2 separate regions of the Homo sapiens genome follow, and region 1 is linked to region 2. A link is a loop called in an ENCODE intact Hi-C map of the cell type or tissue named here. Cell type or tissue: CD4-positive, alpha-beta T cell. All regions are shown on one strand. Region 1 overlaps PSMG1 (proteasome assembly chaperone 1). Region 2 has its middle 40 kb from the start of LINC00114.

The links. Peaks named below come from ENCODE experiments on the same cell type or tissue, not always from the same donor. Only the 100,000 strongest peaks of a DNase experiment are listed, where the experiment ranks them.
Region 1: a loop joins it to region 2, with 11 times the contacts of the local background. A loop is called at or near these places in 13 of 110 quality-filtered maps.

What each region holds. Positions count from the first base shown.
Region 1 is chr21:39,174,369-39,176,868 of GRCh38, reverse strand. It overlaps PSMG1 (proteasome assembly chaperone 1), which reads left to right. Exons shown (of 7, transcript NM_003720.4): 7 at 1,205-2,100. The coding sequence ends at 1,279. Among named protein-coding and RNA genes, the nearest start is that of PSMG1, 7.8 kb to the left of the region's middle. In CD4-positive, alpha-beta T cell, a CTCF peak has its summit at 1,492 (motif pointing right); a DNase peak (open chromatin) is centred at 1,488.
Region 2 is chr21:38,732,601-38,735,100 of GRCh38, reverse strand. No RefSeq gene overlaps it. Among named protein-coding and RNA genes, the nearest start is that of LINC00114, 40 kb to the left of the region's middle. In CD4-positive, alpha-beta T cell, CTCF peaks have their summits at 814 and 1,019 (motif pointing left); DNase peaks (open chromatin) are centred at 630 and 1,000; H3K4me3 peaks cover 604 bases; H3K27me3 peaks cover 643 bases.

The DNA of each region.
Region 1 (2,500 bases), 440 kb before region 2:
TCCACAGCCTCTGGTTTAAGCATGGTTTCTTTAAAGGAAAGAGGTTGTAACAACATTGTCCCTCAGCCCGGTTTTATTCTGGAATGGCCATTAGTTTTAAGACTTTTGTGGTAAGTTGTTGGAAGTAGCTCATTTCCCAGGTCTCATAAATTAGTTTGTTACTAGATTGTCAGCTCCTTGTGGTAATGGACCACGATTTTTAATTTTGGTATCCCAAGTTTACCACATACCTGGCATGTTGAATAAAGCCATCAATAACCATTTGTTGAAGAGTACAGCTGTAAAACTCTGATTTAGTATACTGCAAGCTTATCTTGCAAATTAGCTAGAATCCAGGGTAATCTTTCTGACACATGGAGTTAATTTATTTTTAGCATCTCTTTCAAAGTATATGCTGATCGTCTTGTTTGTTTAAATAGCCAATTGCCTCATCCCACTTAACTCAGAGATGAGTTCCCATGGGCAGGGGCTGGGCTGTTTTGTTTACTGCTGTAGGACTGTGTGTAGCACACAGGTGTGTCATAAACGCTTGGACTTGTTCAGAGACTTGGAAATCATCTGTCATATGGGGCTTAAGGAAACTCAGCTTTTATGAATATACTTTCAAGGGGAAATTTAACTCAGCATTTTCATTTTTGCTTTGGAGATAATGATTAGCAGGAGGGTAAGATGGTGGTTCTGCAGGGTGCTGTTTTCTTAATGACCAATTACATCAGCCTGAGTCAGTTCGTTGTTTCTGACCTTTTAAAAGTGGTATTTTCAATAAGGTGGAATTATTTTGAGTTCTTCCTGTGTGGCAGTTTAGTTGGATTTGAAAGATGGATGAATCTTGGGTAGAAGTGTGCAGAGGGAAGCAGTGTGAGCAGAGTGGGAAAGTGTGAGGAGAGCCGTGAGGAGTGTGGTGTTGGTGGAGAGGGGAGGAAGACATCTTGTGGGGAAGGTCGGGCGGGTTAGAGCATAGACTTCCTCCAGAGGCCAGGAGACCATCGGAGGCCAGGAGATCATCGGCGAGTGTGGCAGGGAAAGGGCCTGTTGAACTGACTTTCCCACTTGCCTTTTCGTTGAGAAGGAGAGTAAAGGCCACGCCTGTCCCATGGCTGTTTTTAAGTCTCGAGTGTGGAGATTGTTGGTCGTGGAGGGAGGGGTGTTGCCTCTGCCTGAATCCCTGGGGTCTCACTGTATTCACTTTTTTCTCTCCTTTCAGAATATTCCCCAAAGCACTGAGATACTAAAGAAATTGATGACAACAAATGAGATTCAGAGTAACATTTATACATGATCTTAAACATTGTTTTGTAGTGTATATTACTTGTCCATTCCTTTAAGGGGAGCAGCCTGCACTCTTTTGTAGATTACTTTTGGGGGATATATTTTGAGAATGATGAAACGGAATAAAATTGTAAAAAATTAATTGTAGTTTTAATTCCTTATTTATGGTGGTATTATTCACAACCAAAATAAGCCAAGCATTTTCCTTTTATCCACTAGGTGGGAGTATTGTTGTATTTGAATATTTTAAGGTACTATAGTTAAATTTTTATCTTATTTATTTATTTATTTATTTTTTGAGGCTGGGTCTTGCTCTGTTGCCCAGGCTGAAGTGCAGTGTGCTATCATGGTTCACTGCATCCTCGACCTCCTGGGCTCAAGCATTTCCCCCGCCTCGGCCTCCCAAAATGCTGGGATTACAGGTGTGAGCCACTGTGCCCAACTTTAGTTAAATTTTTCAAAGCTACAGATATCAGCAGATGGTATTCATGTGGCAAAGTGTAGTTAATTAGGTGTAACTATTCATTGACCTGTTGGTGATTCTTAATATGTGGAAAGTTTCTGGATATTTTAGGAGTCCTGCAGTTTTTTTTATCTTGTGGGTAAAAATTGATGACAAAGTAACAAAATTATATATTTACTAAAAATGAAACAGAAATGTGTATGTCCTCACTTTTTAGTAATATCTGACAGATAGCCTCTTCACCCAGACTTTCCCAGGGCTCTCTTTCAAGGCTGGCTCTGCGCGTGTCAGCAGTTCTCTTACAGTCATGTGTTATCATTAGGAGTGTGAATGGAATCATGAACCCGGAGTAGCCACACAACTTCACAGGACCACAAACTGAACTGCATTCATGAAAATAAATTTTAAAATGGTGGAGTTAAATGCTTCTTATCTCTTCTGCTTTCTTTTTCACCTTTTTAGTTATTGAATCATTTACATACTATAGATTTAGAGTACTTACCCATTTATATTTTCTAGTTCCAGTTCATTTACTGTTTTTGGTAATGATTAGAAGTATGGTAAGGAGATACTGTGTTCTAACTCCTTCTTGAGTAAACTTGGTTTCCTTTACATAATCAAGAATTGGAAGTCTTGTGCATAGTATGCTTATGAATATATCCCGAAGGCAGAAATCTAAGCATTTCCCTTGTTGCAAAAAAAGTTTTCATTCATTCAGAAATGTGCCTGCAGAGCCCTGAGGTAACATCATATGACCTGGAATCTGGT
Region 2 (2,500 bases):
AGCTTAGTGATTTTGTGGTCCCAATATTTATTTTCCTTTCACAAATCCAAATGTATTTGTCTCTAGATATTTTATTTTATTCTCGTAAAAGGTGGGAATGCAGAATATGCTTTGCTTTATTAAAAAGACTATGTATTTGCCTTTAAAATTTCAGGTTTTAGAAACATTTCGTTTTAAAAGTCTTTCCTTGAAAAATATGCAGATTGAAGCAAAATCTACTTACCCTAGCTTTTAGGAGAACTTCCTTCCTCAAAACGAACTTTTGCCTACGTGGCCTCCTTTTGTTTTTTCAAGTTGATTTAAATAGGAATGAAAATTACCCGTATTTAACCAGCAATCCAAAGGACAGAAGGTATTTTTCCTTGCAAAGGGGTGCTCATAATTTCGTAAAGTAATAAGACACCAGTGAAAACAATCACCCCAAATTCATTTCCATATGAAAAGAGAACCAGTGTAACTTGAAAACGCCTTTTATTAAATCTCAAGGTCAGAACTGGGGGAAAATTCTAAATGTTGAATCACAATAAGGCTCACTAGGATTTTCTCCTATTTACCCGCAGAGCCTGCTCTAGACTTCAGTGCTGGGCAGGGGGTTGCCCTGCGCCTGCACCGCGGCTGCAAAGCACCCTGTTTCCCTTCTCTGACCCGCCTGGCATTCCCGCCGCCGAGCGGCAGTTGAGTGATTTTTTTTCTTTTCCTTTAGCCGGCCCAGGGCTGCACTCGGTGACTGCTCTTCGTCAAATTCCTTCTTAAACAGTGGTCAAGTATTCTTCCGGTGCAGCTGTTATTTTCGGGTCCTGTATTCTGCTTTGTGCTGACCCTGTAATCTCAGCAGTACCCATTCGCCTAGCAGGGCTTCGGGATGCTTCCCCGACTCTCCTCGCACCTTCACACCAACGCACTCCGGGAATGTTTCTGATGGGTGTCAAGTCCACTCTCTGATGAACGGACTCGTGCTTTGAGAGCATCTTCAGGGTCAGTGCATCCAGTGACCGTTTCATGACACCGTTTGCCTCGAGCGCCACCGCCTGGCCAAAACTGGAACGACCTGTGCCCGTTGCTGAGGAGGAAAAACACCCGGGATGGAATTTCTAGTTTTTGTGCAATCCTCATCCTTTTCCATTTTCTGTAAAGTGACGATGACAGATATTTTCGCTTACTAATGCAAGTATTTTTCATCTGAATAAATATACCAATTTCTCTGGCAATAATTTGGGTTTAAAAATACTGAGGCTGGCCCGGCACAGTGGCTCACACCTGTAATCCCAGCACTTTGGGAGGCCAAGGCGGGCGGATCACGAGGTCAGGAGTTCGAGACCATCCTGGCCAACATGGTGAAACCCCGTCTCTACTAAAAATACAAAAATTAGCCGGGTTTGGTGGCGTGCGCCTGTAATCCCAGCTACTCGCGAGGCTGACGCAGGATAATCGCTTGAACCCGGGAGGTGGAGGTTGCAGTGAGCCGAGATTGTGCCACTGCATTCCAGCCTGGGCGACAGAGCGAGACTGCGTCTCAAAACAAAACAAAACAAAACAAAACAAAACAAAACAAAACAAAAAAATATACTGAGGCTGGGCATGGTGGCTCACTCCTGTAATTCCAGCACTTTAGGAGACTGAGGTAGGAGGATGGCTTGAGCCCAGGAGTTTGAGATCACCCTGAGCAAGACCCTGTCTCTACAAATATAATTTTAAAAATAACTGAGTCTGATGGCATGCACCTGTAGTTCCAGCTACTCAGGAGGCTGAGGAGGGAGGATGGCTAGAGCCCAGAAATTCGAGGTTGCAGTGAACCATGATCACGCCACTGCCCTCCAGCCTCGGTGACACAGCAAAGCCCTGTTTTTAAGAAAGGGAAAAGGAAACACAAAGATACTGAACTGAGCGCCATCCTATACCCTCAGCTATACATTACATAAATTGTATTCTTTAGAATTCTAAAGGCTGAGTAGGATGGGCTTTGGTAATGTAAAAATACAAAAGCAGATACAGGCAAAAAACATGAGAAAATTTTTTTCCTCTAGCATTCTGTCCATGGTGGACAGGATGGGTGAAGTGTGCCTAAAGTGCTTGTTTGATGGGTGCCCACCCCTCCCCACTCCCCAGTGGTCGACGCAGAGCACTGATGCTACAGACCCAGGCTCCAGAACACGCTGGATGGAAAGGTTCTGAGAAGAGTGTGCACACCTCAAGGAGTGTGTGTATGTGTGCGAGCAAATACCTCTGTAAGCAGTCTCCTGGGGGTGCTGAAAGAAAATATTAGGATTTCTCTTCATACCTATTTTTATCTCAAATTTCAGTACTTTTATTTTTATAGGACACATAAAAATTATTTGAACACTTGTATATTATTTACAAAACAAATCAATATTTTAATAGATATTGGGTGTGTGGGTTAAAAAATTGGAGTTTGCCAAGGAGATGGTGGAAGGTTGATGATGGCTTCCCTTGGACTGGGCAGAGGTGGGGTGAATAGGGCGTGGATCTTTATCTTTCTGCC